2 separate regions of the Homo sapiens genome follow, and region 2 is linked to region 1. Evidence: chromatin contacts called from ENCODE Hi-C or POLR2A ChIA-PET data. All regions are on one chromosome and are shown on one strand. Each heading gives the region's core, a stretch centred on a gene start or an enhancer-like site at or near the end of the contact. The rest is flanking DNA. Distances are from core to core; before and after follow the strand shown.

Region 1 (7,092 bases), core at 4,076-6,575:
GGTGTGTGAACTGGGGAAAAAAAGACATTTTTGATCTGTTTTCATATTGTTAAATGCCTAGTCTTTGCAGTGTCACCATTCCTCTTTATGTGCCATAGTTATTTTTCTAGAATTTCATAATAATGATCTTTGAAATTGTTATCTGTTTTTTACAGTTACATGCCAATAGGTAAGAATCTCCCTATAATTTCTAGTTGTCTTATCCCAAATTCAGCCAGAATCAAACTATATCTGCAGTCTCAGTTCTCTTACCCTTCAATATTGAGTGCTAACCAGCATTTCATATGCATTGTCTAATTTTAATCTCCACGACAGTTACAAGGAAGGTACCATTCATTCATTCAGTCATCAAATATTTGAGTCCCTACTAACAGGCAGGCACTGGAGATGCAATGATTTTGAAAATGACAAGCCAGGCACGGTGGCTCAGGCCTGTAATCCCAGCACTTTGGGGGGCCGAGGCAGGTGGATCACCTGAGGTCAGGAGTTCAAGACCAGCCTGGCCAACATGATGAAACCCCATCACTACTAAAAATACACTAAAGAATATACGGTAGACAGGAATTCTTTGTGTTGCTTAATTACCTCCATGGACCTTTGGTGGCAATTTCTAGAAAATTTACGAATTTTTTGGGTTAGTGTCTAGCATTTGGAATGTACTTTATGTTGTGATTGGACTGAGGCTGTTATGCAGAGAAACACTTCCATGTTTCTTATCTTTTTTAAAACTATTTACTTTTGTATAATTTTAGACTTACAAAAAGTTGCAAAAATAGTCCAGAGAGTTCCCATATAGTCTTCACCCAGTTTCCCCAAATGTTACTGTCCTGTATAACCATGATGCAATTAGCAAAATTTAAAAATTAACATTGCTTCAATATTGTTAACTAAACTATGGATTCTAATTAGGTTTTCCCAATTTTTTTTGCTAATTTCCTTTTTCTTTTCTTTTTTTTTTTTTTTTTTTGAGGCAGTATCTCACTCTGTTGTCCAGGCTGGAGTGCAATGGCACAATCTCAGCTCACTGCAACCTCTGCCTCCCATTCAAGTGATTCTCCTGCCTCAGCCTCCCAAGTAGCTGGAACTACAGGCACACGCCACCATACCCAGCTAATTTTTTTATTTTTAGTAGAAATGGAGTTTCACCATGTTGGCCAGGCTGGTCTTGAACTCCTGACCTCAGGTGATCCACCCGCCTTGGCCTCCCAAAGTGCTGGGATTATAGGCTGAGTCACCACGTCCCGCCTGCTAATCTCCTTTTTCTGTTCCAGCACCCACATTGTAACTAGCTGGCATGTCTCCTTAGTCTCTTTTAGTCTGTTACAGTTTCTTGGTCTTTCCTTGTATTTTGTGACCTTGACAGTTTTGAAGACTACAAATCAGGGATGTTGGAGAATGTCCCTCAATTTGGGTTTGTTTGATATATTCTCCTGATTAGTTTGGGGCTATAGACTTGGGGGAAGAATACCACAGGTGGGGTCTCTTGTCAGGGGATTGTACCAGGGGATACATAATATCAGTATGTCTTATTACCAGTGATGTTAACAGTGATTATTTGATTAAGGTGACATCTGCCGGGTTTCCCTAACATCCTGTTTCTTCTTAAACTCTCACCCACCTGTTTAACATTCATAAGTGGTTCTTGTCTGTTGCAATGATTACCGTGGTGTTCTAATAGTTTTAATGATTTCCTTTTTTTTTTTTTTTTTTTTTTTGAGGCAGAGTCTCGCTCTGTCGCCCAGGCTGGATGGAGTGCAGTGGCGCAATCTCGGCTCACTGCAAGCTCCGCCTCCCGGGTTCACGCCATTCTCCCGCCTCAGCCTCCTGAGTAGCTGGGACTACAGGCGCCCACACCACGTCCGGCTAATTTTTTGTATTTTTAGTAGAGACGGGTTTCACCGTGTTAGCGAGGATAGTCTCCATCTCCTGACCTCGTGATCCGCCTGCCTCGACCTCCCAAAGTGCTGGGATTACAGGCGTGAGCTACTGCGCCCAGCCTCCTTTGTTTCTTCTACATTGAGTAATTTGAATTCTGGAAGGAACAATTGTCCTTCTCTTCCATTTATTCATTTACATCACTATAGACTCATGGATATTGTTGCTCAAATTGTTCCAGCTTTGGTTAGTCCAAGTTCTTTTAGGTTTCAACAAGCCCTCATCCTGTTTTTTTTGAGCTTCCTTATTTTTATTGTACCACAAGATGCTTCAGGCTTATTTTGTATTTTTCCTGTCCTGGAATCAACCACTTTTTTAAGGAGCCCTATTTCCTTTTATTGGAGAATGGTATTTAGAAACCAAGATCTGGGTGGGAGGTGACTCATTAGTACTGGAGTGTCACCATTTCTAGGTCCTTTCAGGGAACAGAGCTAGGAAATATTGTTTGTATACTAACCCAGGCAGACATGCACATCTGTATTTACTTCTGTATATCTCTACCTCAGTAGATCCTAACCTGGAGCAATTTTGCCCACCCCCAGGGGATATTTGGCAATCTATGGAGACATTTTGGGGCATCACAACTCAAAGGGAAGATATTACTAGTATCTACTGTGTAGAGGCCAGGGATGCTGTTAACCATCCTACAATGCAGAGGAGGGGTCCCACCAGCAAAGAAGAATCCAGCCCAAATGTCCATAGTGCCAAAGTTGAAAAGCCCTGATCTATCTGTATATTTATTAAAAACACACAAAACACATATGAATTCATACTGATAACTCGCACTCAACCCAGCTGAACAGGGTGCTTTATTCTAGCATTCTTCCTTTGCTTTTTTGTAACTTCTTTCTCCAGTAAGAAACCTGGCTAACAATATCTACAATACAGTTCCTTATTTGTTCAACTCTAGTATACAGATCGTTTCAAAATTGCTGCTTCATACTCTGTGAGAGACAAATTTACTTACTAGAATATAGTGTTTGTGTCCAGTTCTTTTTTGTCTTTAGCCTTACAGTATCCACTCAAAACACTGTTTTGAGGCCAGGCACAGTGGCTCACGCCTGTAATCCCAGCACTTTGGGAGGCCAAGGCAGGCAGATTACCTGAGGTCAGGAGTTCAAGACTAGCCTGGCCAACATGGTGAAACCCTGTCTCTACTAAAAATACAAAAAATTAGCCAGGCATGGTGTTGAGCACCTGTAATCCCAGCTATTTGGGAGGGTGAGGCAGGAGAATCGCTTGAACCTGGGATGCAGTGGTTGCAGTGAGCCAAGATCACACCACTGCACTCCAGCTTGGGAGACAGAGTGAGGCTCTGTCTCAAAAAAACAAAACAAAACCAAAAAAACCTGCTGTTTTCCAGAGTTCCTCAGGTTGGCTCCTTTCTTCTCCCACTCCCTTCAGCATGGTGTGTCATTCGTCTGTGATACCACTGGATTCATTTGCCACAGCATGCATTCCATCTTAGGCCTCCGACAACCTGGTTTATATATTTTTTTAATTTCCATAGAGTAAAATTCATTATTTGGCCTGTATCGTTCTATGGATTTTTGACAAATGCATTAAGTTGTATATCCACCATCATAGTAACATACAGGAGAGTTCCATCACCCCCAAAATTCCTTTATGTCCTTTGTAGTCAATTTCTCTCCTCACCCCCCAGCAACTGTCCTTATAGTTTTTGCATTTTTGATAATGTAATATAAATGGAATCATACAATATGTAGCCCTTTGGTTCTGGATTCATCTATGTTGTTGTATAGATCAATCGTTTATTCTTTTTTGTTGCTGAGCAGTATTTCATTGCATAGATATGGTTTATCCATTCACCAGTTGAAGGACATCTAGGCTGTTTCCAGTTTAGGTTGATTATGAGTTAAGCTAATATAAACATCCATGTATAGGTTTTGTGAAAACATAAGTTTCCAGTTCACATGGTATATACCTTGGAGTGGGGTTGCTGTGTTGTATGGTAGGCATACTGTTTTCCAAAATGACTGGACCATTTTGAATCCCCACCAACGAGGTATGAGGTATCATCCTTGGTATTTTCAGTTTGTTCTTCTTTCTTAAGCCATTGTAAAAGGTGTGTCATGATACCTCCTCATGATTTTAATGTGTATGTCCCTAATGACCAATGATGCTGAGCATCCATTTATATGCTTTTTTTTCCACCTGAATGTCTTCTTTGGTGAAGTGTCTCTTCAAATCTTTTGTCTGTCCTCTTGCTCATTAGTTTTTAAGCCTTGTCCCCATTTTATAGACATAAAACTCTCACACTCACCCTTTTCTGAAATTCCCTCCTTTAGGAGCTCCCCTAACTCTACTCCCTCCCACCTCCCACCATTACAGTCACAGGTTCTTCTGGATATCCTCACCAGTTAACATGGCCTGTTGAGTTTTACCTTTTGTAGTTTGTATTATGCAAGCTTTTTTCTAAGTATAAAATTATACCCTTTTAGATGCTGAGTTAAAAAAAATACAACAAATGAGGCTGGGCACGGTGGCTCATGCCTGTAATCCCAGCACACTTGGGAGGCCAAGGTGGGCAGATCACGAGGTCAAGAGATCGAGACCATTCTGGCCAACATGGTGAAACCCCATCTCTACTAAAAATATAAAAATTAACTGGGCGTGGTGGTGCGTGCCTGTAATCCTAGCTACTCGGCAGAAGACTCGCTTGAACCAGGGAGTCAGAGGTTGCAGTGAGCCCAGATCACGCCACTGCACTCCAGCCTGGCAACAGAGCAAGACTCTGTCTCAAAAAAAAGAAAGAGAGAAAAAGAAACAAATGAAAAAAATAAATAAAAATAAAAATAAAATTACACCTTTATATTGATCTACTTTGCCAAACCACCACTCCAAGACTCTGATATGACTCCCTAGGGAACATGGCTTCCATATCTAGCCTCCTAGTGACATGGTACATTAGTATTGCCAAGAGAGTTATAGAAACTGGACATTCTTGAGGCGGGGCATGGTGGCCCACGCCTGTAATCCCAGCACTTTGGGGGAGCGAGGCAGGCAGATCACGAGGTCAGGAGTTCAAGACCAGCCTGGCCAACATGGTGAAACTCCTTCTCTACTAAAAATACAAAAATTAGCTAGGTGTGGTGGCGGGCGTCTGTAATCCCAGTTACTCGGGAGGCTGAGGCAGGAGAATCACTTGAACCTGGGAGGCAGAGGTTGCAGTGAGCCGAGATCCCACCACTGTAGATCCCACCACTGTGCTCCAGCCTAGGCGACAGAGTGAGACTACATCCAGAAAAAAAAAAGAAACTGAACATTCTCTTTGGCAGAGTGAGGCATCCTAGAGGGGCTCAGTGTTGAGTCCTGGGAGCACTGCAGTGCAGATGTCATAGGCTGGGGAGAATTGAAGTGAAAGTGTCTCAGGTTTCAGGTTGATGTGGAGGTGGTGCTGTCTATGTGAGTATGTTGGGGATGGAGGAAATGATTCATTTCCACAGGACTCCTGACTCATGGAAGTATTTGGGCCAAACTCACTTTCTAGAGTTAAATTTCATGAATTAGAATTAAAATATAATAGCCACAAGGGCTGGGAAGGATGGAAACTTCGTATTTATTAATTCATGTAATCCTCACAGCAACTCTATGAGGTCATTCACCTGCATTTGATAGAGGAGTAAACGAAACCCCTGGGAGTTAGAGGGCTGATAAATTGCAGGGCCTGGACAACATTCCTACAGCTGACCCCAGAACTCTCATTCTTTCCACAGCATTATTTTACTACATCTTGGGTTTAATTCACATACTGTGTAATATTAGAAAAAAAATTTTAAGAAGGTGGGAGTTTGGAGATCAAAGAGCCCCTGAGAGGTGGGAGCTGGCTGTGGTTGGGACTCTAGCAAGCCAGAACTTATATCTGGCTCTCACTCTTTTGCTTTGTGAATTTGGAGAAATAATAATAATTTTTTTTTTTTTTGAGATAGGGTCTTGCTCGGTTGCCTAGGCTAGAGTGCAGTGGCATGATCACAGCTCACTGCAGCCTCTGACCTCCCAGGCTCAAGTGATCCTCCTACCTCCACCTCCCAACTAGCTTGGACTACAGGCACATACCATCATGCCCAGCTAATTTTTAAGTTTTTTGTAGAGACGGGGTCTCCCTATGTTGCCCAGGCTGGTCTTGAACTCCTGGGCTCAAGCAATCCTCCCACCTTGGTCTCCCAAAGTGCTGGGATCACAGATGTGAGCCACTGCACCCAGCCAGTTGAATATTCTTTTGCTTTAGTTTGCTTCTCTTTCGCAGTGGTCTCTGTACTGTTTTGATTGCACATGCCACCAGTAATAAAAAAGTTTGAGAACACTAGTTCATGAAATGTTTATCTCTTTATAAAGTTATGTACATATAAAGCCATTTTAACATATTATGTATGTTAAAAATATTTACAAAAATAGAACTTTCAAAAGGATAAGATAAAAATAAAATAGCCATAACTCTGCCCTCACTAATATTTTTAGTTGAGACCATGTGACTGAACTAGATTGTCCTTATTTTTACCTCATGTGACAAATAAAGGCGGTGTCTGCTGTGCCATATTCTTGTGGTTTTACTTATGCTGGCTAAGTAAGAACTTTGTTCTTAGCTTTACTCTCTGATTCCATTAGAAAAAAATATTTTCATGTCACTGACCTATTTTTTCAAGTTTAGCTTTATTAAAACTAAATTATGAAAGCTATAAATCTATGTAACCTGCCATACACAAATGCACTGTGTCCCAATACACTAAAAACAATCAAATTAGAGTGATGCTATTATTCCAGCCAAATCATGGGATGCCCTCAGGCTTCTTTCTCCATCATCCAGAACACTCAACCTTCTGACATGTGGGCTGAGAGAGGAGACCAGTGCCAATCCATTGATTAACTATTAGTAAAGCTTAACTTCTGTCGTATTTATTTCATTTATTTATTTATTTTTTTGAGACAGAGTTTTGCTTTTTGGCCCAGGCTGGAGTGCAATGGCATGATCTCGGCTCACTGCAACCCCTGCTTCCCGGGTTCAAGCAATTCTCCTGCCTCAGCCTCCCAAGTAGCTGAGATTACAGGTGCCTGCCACCACGCCCAGCTAATTTTTTGTATTTTTAGTAGACATGGGTTTCACCATGTTGCCCAGGCTGGTCTCGAACTCCCAACCTC
Region 2 (6,442 bases), core at 835-3,334, 160 kb after region 1:
GGAGTGTGTACCCAGTCTGCAAGATGGGAGAGCTGATCCCAGCCATCCTCTGACTCAAATGTGAACTTGCACCAATCGCTTCACCGCCCTACCCCTGAGTCTCAATGTCTTTTCATTTGTATAATGATGGTGAAAATCATGGTGGCACCCCTTTAGCCCTTAGGGATTCAGCTGTAAGTTTTCAGTTATCCCAATAACTTCGGGAAAGGCATGTTGGTACAGTTCATCCCTACAAGCAGAAGGCTGTCAAAGAGTTGATTCTGGACACAGCATCCAGAGGGTGGTGCAGAGCCATTTTTATCCCAACCCAGCACCTCTTGTTTCACCATGAATGGGAATCCTGGCTATCTTGTCTCTCTGGCCTTCCTCCCTTTCCGCCCCGCCTCCCAAAGCTCGCCTGTCTTTTCCAGTTCCTCTTTCCCCGGGACCGGGGAGCAACACAAAGTGTTGCCTCCAGGGGGGCAGGGCAATTGGGGAGGGTCTGTCCTGAGTCTTTTTTGAGCTTCAGAGGAGGAGACATCAGATTCTACAAAGTGGACTATCTACAAGAAAAATAGTCTTGCGAACATTGTTGGTTTTTTAAAGACATAAATTTGTTATATTACAGTAATAAATCACAGTCTCTGCTGTGCTTACCATATATTCCCTACCAAAGGAAAGGGGCAAGGGAGTGAGAAAGACAGAAGATAAAGAGGAAATAAAATTCCATTAAACTGTAGATATAAATTATCATCAAACACTGTGAGCTATGGAACATTTTGTGACAATTTGAATACAAACATCTGCCAGTTGCCTTCTGAGTTCACTTTTAAGGATCTTTGTGTACACTGGGCCCGCCCAGATCATCCAGGACAATCTCCCTATCTTAAAGTTAGCTGTTTAACATCCTTAATTCCAACCTTAGTTCCAGACTCAAATATAGAGAATGAGAAGACAGAGTCGGCAAGAGTAGGTCTATGCATCGACTAGTTCTCAGAATACTTAATAGCTAACTCCCTATTCTTTTTAATATTGTACTTTCTTGGCCAGGCACGGTGGCTCACGCCTGTAATCCCAGCACTTTGGGAGGTCAAGGCGGGCAGATTGCCTGAGCTCAGGAGTTCACAACCAGCCTGGGCAACATGGTGAAACCCCGTCTCTACTAAAATACAAAAAATTAGCCGGGCGTAGTGGCGGGTGCCTGTAGTCCCAGCTACTTGGGAGGCTGAGGCAGGAGAATTGCTTGAACCTGGGAGGCAGAGGTTGCAGTGAGCTGAGATCACGCCATTGCACTCCAGCCTGGGTGACAGAGCGAGACCCTGTCTACAAACAAACAAACAAAAAAAGTCCAAAATGGGCCTCACTGGACTAAAATCAAGGTGTCAGCAGATCTTCATTCCTTCTGGAGGCTCCGGGGAGAATCCATTTCCTTTTCTTTTCCAGCTTCTAGAGGCCACCTGCATTCCTTGGCTGGTGGCCCCATCCTCCATCTTCAAAGCCAGCAGCAGTGAGTTGGGTCCTTGTCATGCTGGCGTCTCTCTGGTTCTCTCTTCTGCCTCCTTCTTCCTGATTAGCAACTTTTAAGGACCCTTGCAATTACATGGAGCCCACTCACATAATCCAGGACAGTCTCCCTACATTAAAGTCAGCTGATCAGCTACCTCCATCCTCCTTTGCTACATAATATAACATATTCACAGCTTCCAGGATTCAGATGTGAACATCTGTGGCAGGCCATAACCCTCCATGCCACAACTTGCAAATCCCCTCTTCAGGGCTGGAGAAGAAAAGGCCTGGATCACAACAAACCATGTCGAGGTGTCAGGGTCAAGAGTGCTGTGTCTGCTCCTGCCCCCACCAACCCCTCCACACCTATGCGCTGGTCCCGGTACTCAGTCAGCCGCACTACCAACCCACAGCCTCCACTTCATGGCTTTTCCAAGTAGGCCTCTAGCCCCTGAATCCTCAGGCGTCCTAACGATCTGATGTTTCTAAAGGCTTCTTCCATCCCAGACCCCAGATTTAGCTTAGAGCAGGGGAGGAAATAAGGGTCAGCCAACTTCCTATGACCTCCGTGTCCCTCTGCCTCACTTACACATCAGCAACCTCAGCAGAAGTCTCCCGGCCGTTCTCTTCCTCACACCCCTCCTCCCTCAGGGCTGACTCCACAGCCTCAGCCTGAACCAGCACAGGCAAGGGAGGAAACGTCTGGACAGTGTGCCGAAGGAGCTCTAATGATTCAAGTTCTCCAGGCATAGTTCTTGATATGCTAGATTAATTTAGGAATTTCTTCCTCTCACCGCCCTCCCTTCCTCATTCCCGTAAGCCAGTAGTCTGGCTAAGGATTAAATCTAAAATATTTTTTTAACAATTAAAACTGACCAATTGCTTTATTGATCTATTGGCTATCTGCCTTTCACTCGAAGCTCCCAAAACCCATTGCTTCTTTGAGTGCCAAGCCCCCAGGCTAACAAGGTTTATAGGCTATGGAAACACATCTGAAAATATTTCTAAAGTACACTCTGATTTCTCTAATATAGAAATATGTATCAACTGAGAAGTAAAAAAATGGAGGGTTACACTAGAGTCCAGGACAATCTGAAACCAATCTGAAAAGTGGTTAAAGCAGCTTCTAGCAAAGCCCCGAACCGGAAGGGAAATTTCTCTACCTGTGGTACGTTACTCACTTCTCACAATAAGCCACAGACATTGGGCAGGTCAGGAGGGAGTGTTTTTAGTCACAGGCTGTGAGAACATTTCATGAGAAGGTATTAGAAGCTATTAGGCTTCTTGTTGCTACTCTTCTTGACACTTACAAATCATGTAAAACCCCCCATCATAACCCATTGCCATCATTTAGTTTCTGAATGCATTTGGCTGAATGTGCTGTGTACTTGAATTTAAAAGCAAGGGAGCTTTTCCTTTGAGATACTGTGAGGCAGCAGGGTTTGGTCTATGATTAAAAATCCAATTCAAAGCCCCATCATTCAGGGGCCAAATGATCTTGTTACATAAAAGGGCTTTTAACAGAATTGTGCACATCTTAATTATGGGAGGACTGGGATAGGGTTTGGTACCAACCTCCACTTAAAGGGCACGATAAAGAAGGAGCCCTGGAGCAGTGAGGGCCAGAACCTGTAGACGTGGCGGGGTCGGTGGGGAAGAACAGAAGGACGCATATCCTCTTCCTTGAGAGGAGCCTTTTGTGGCAGGCCACAGCCCAAGCCATAGGAGGCAGGAGAAACTGGGCACACTGTTCAATTTTATTTTTAAGGAAAAAGGAAAGGAGATTTCAAAGATTCAACAGCACTAATGGGTCAGTTTCTTCAAGCTGGGTTGATAAGATGTGCCTGGGGTCTTGCCAGGGAGAGGTCCCTGGGCAGTGCCCACAATTCATCCTCCCACGAGTTTGTTCTGTCTGTTGTATTTTGTTTGTTTGTTTGTTTGTTTTTAAGACAGAGTCTTGCTCTGTTGCCCAGGCTGGAGGGCAATGGCGCAATCTCAGCTCACTGCAACCTTGACCTCCCAGGCTCAGGTCATCCTCTCACCTCAGCCTTCCAAGTAGCTGGGACTGCAGGTGTCGCCACTACACCCGGCTGATTTTTTGTATTTTTGTGGAGACAGAGTTGCGCTGTGTTGCACATGCTGGTCTTGAGCTCCTGGGCTCAAGCGATTTGCCCACCTCGGCCTTCCAAAGTGCTAAGATTACAGGCACGAGCCACTGCCACAGCCTTTCTGTTGTCTTTCTAGTACAGTGTGGAATGTGTCACACAGGATTATTTAAAAGTCTGCCAAACCGGCCAGGCTTAGTGGTTCACGCCTATAATCCCAGCACTTCAGGAGGCTGAGGTGGGCTCATCACCTGAGGTCAGGAGTTCGAGACCAGCCTGGCCAACAGAAATACGAAACCCCATTTCTACTAAAAATACAAAAATTAGCCAGGCGTGATGACGGGTGCCTGTAATCCCAGCTACTTAGGAGGCTGAGGCAGGAGAATCGCTTGAACCTGGGAGGCACAGGTTGCAATGGGCCGAGATTGCACTGCTGCTCTCCAGCCTGGGCAACAGAGCAAGACTCTCTCTCTCTCAAAAAAGTCTGCCAAACAATGTTGGTAGTAGTGATGCTCAGTAACATACTGATAAGTGAAAAAAAAAAGCAGTTAACAATACAGTATATATTATATCATTCTAATTTTGTTAAAAGCATTATGCAGATATGCTTTACATATGTGAGTATGATGCTAGAAGAAAATGCACAAAAATCTTAGAGTGTAATACTCATGTGTGATTTTAAAATGTTTCCTTTTTTTGTATTTCTCAATTTTCTACAATCGATATGTGTTGCTTTTATTATCCTAAAAACAAAGATTAATTAAAGCAAAACGTCAGGTCAGCCTCTTGCTAGGGAGAACAAAGTTTAAATTCCCTCTTCTCCTCCTCCTTTGGCAGATGATTCCGTCTTCTAATGAATTGAAACCAAACTCTGCAGAAGAGAAGTGAGGGGATAAGAATTTCTGGGTGAACTTCTCTACACACGGGTAACCAAAGGGTTAGTGGGGCTGCAGAGGTTGGCAGGTCCCGTGGGTAGGGATGGGGCGGGTCCCATGTTGCTGAGAAACCTGCTCTTCTCTTTGGGGGCTGCAAGGCACTCATCCAGGGCCCTCTGCTGGATACAGAGGTTGTCCTCACAACCTCTGGGTCTGGGTGACCAGGGAGATTTGAAAACAGGGCAGGTGGCCAAGATCCTGGGCAGGACTAGTTGAGTCTTTGAGGTGTCAGGTGGGAAGCAGAGAGAGTGAAGTCACAGGCTGTGTTTTCTCAGCACAGCCAGTTCCATTTGGCAGGCAGGTGTGGAGGACAGAATGTCCACAGTTCCTGAGAGCACAGCAAGCCAGCTGGGCGCGGGCAGCTTCCACAGCCATCTCCCAAGGACAACATCCTGCCCAAAGGCAGGCTTTCAGAGAGGTCCCCGCCCCTGACTCCAGGTATTATGGTGTAACAGAAGGAGCTCGGCCTAAGTCAAATGAGTTACCTTCTAGCTGTGTGACCGTGAGCAATGGCTGAACTTCCTGAACCTGTACTCTTATCTGTAAAAATGGGAATAATATAGTAACAATCCCACTGAGTTGTTGGGAGTTTTAATGAGAATGTGTATATTAAACACACTCTGTAATTGTGCCATAGTAAACAAAGCCTTGTTATTCTCATAAGGAGACAGGAGCCTAACCTTCTGCGCCCCTATTCTCCATCAAGGCAGGACCTGATTAGGCAAAGGTCACAGTCGTGAGCCATCTGAACAAAGAAGCCCCTGTCCACTTTTGCCATCTCCTCTGCCACCCTCTCCTACACATGCCAGCTTCCAGCAGAGCATGCACTCATGGTCTGCTCCCATGAGAATGATGGGCACTAAACGTTGTGGAAGGGGTTAAATTAGAAGTTTTCTGCTGGGTAAAGTGGCTCACGTCTGTAATCCCAACACTTTGGGAGGCCAAGGCAGGAGGATCACTTGAGGCCAGTAGTTTGAGACCAGCCTGGGCAACATAGAGAGACCCCATCTCTACAAAAATTAAAAATACAAAAATTAGTCATGTGTCTGTAGTCTCAGCTGAGAGTCTGAGATGGGAAGATCACCTGAGCCCAGGCGTTTGAGACCAGCCTGGGCAACATAGGGAGACCCCCATCTCTACAAAAAATTTAAAACTTAGCTGGGCATAGTGGCACACACCTGTAGTCCCAGCTGTTTGGTAGGCTGAGGTAGGAGGATCACTTGAGCCCAGGGAGCTGAGGCTGCAGTGAGCTATGATCAAACCACTGCACTCCAGCCTGGGCAACAGAGCAAGACCCCAACTTGAAAAAAAATTAGAAGTTTCCACTGAAACACTGAGACAACAGACAGTAGACACTACATTAAGTTGTGAAGCAAACCAGCCTGGAGCCCTAGCAAAGGTGGGGATTGCCAAGAACAGTCCAGAAACTCAGATCCTCCTACTGTGGAGGGTATGAGGGGACTCTAGGAAGAGGGATTTGGGAGGACAACTTTTGAAGAATCCCTTGTTTGCTGAGTCCCACTCTCCCTAAAGAGAAAGGACAGAGGTTGGGTCCCCGTCTACCTCAATGCAAGAAAGCAGAGCTTTAAGGAGACCACCTGGAGATTGATGTGAATCCCTTCCAGTTTGGGGACAGGAACAGGGAAGGCTGGTGTCTGTCTCCAGGTGAGAAGTCTGAAGAGCACAGGGAAGCCTGGATAGGTGCTCCCAAGCAAGGGAGAGCTGCTGCATTGGGAAGGCACTGCCCTCCCAGGATCTACTGGGGCAAAATGTGTCTAGAAGTTCCCAGGGCCCCACTCTGGGTAGGGCAGGAGGAGGCTGTGTGGGGCTTCAAGCTGCTGTCCGCCCGAGAGCTAGAGGCAGACTGCTGGGACACGAGGGGCTGGGAAGGTCAGACTAGAGCTGCTTCCGAATTCC

Evidence for each region. Hi-C counts contacts between places; a loop is a spot of excess contacts on that map. ChIA-PET counts read pairs that join two places held with the same protein, here RNA polymerase II (POLR2A). Pooled maps may share reads with other maps.
Region 2: a map of Caco-2 shows a loop between it and region 1 (1.9-fold over the local background). The contact joins two enhancer-like sites. A Hi-C loop is called at or near these places in 4 of 168 maps with a recorded cell type or tissue (Caco-2, IMR-90, endothelial cell of umbilical vein and 1 more) and 7 of 50 pooled maps. POLR2A ChIA-PET finds 5 or more read pairs at or near these places in 1 of 52 experiments (common myeloid progenitor, CD34-positive).

The regions. Positions count from the first base shown.
Region 1 is chr13:44,705,431-44,712,522 of GRCh38, forward strand. The region is part of intron 2 of LOC105370185 (a long non-coding RNA gene); the gene reads right to left. Among named protein-coding and RNA genes, the nearest start is that of LINC00407, 69 kb to the left of the region's middle. Within about 2 kb of position 5,326, at least 7 of the 41 ENCODE cell types and tissues checked have a DNase peak (open chromatin) inside an H3K27ac peak, as active enhancers do.
Region 2 is chr13:44,865,892-44,872,333 of GRCh38, forward strand. The region is part of intron 3 of LOC105370187 (a long non-coding RNA gene); the gene reads right to left. Among named protein-coding and RNA genes, the nearest start is that of TRE-TTC2-1, 49 kb to the right of the region's middle. Within about 2 kb of position 2,085, at least 4 of the 41 ENCODE cell types and tissues checked have a DNase peak (open chromatin) inside an H3K27ac peak, as active enhancers do.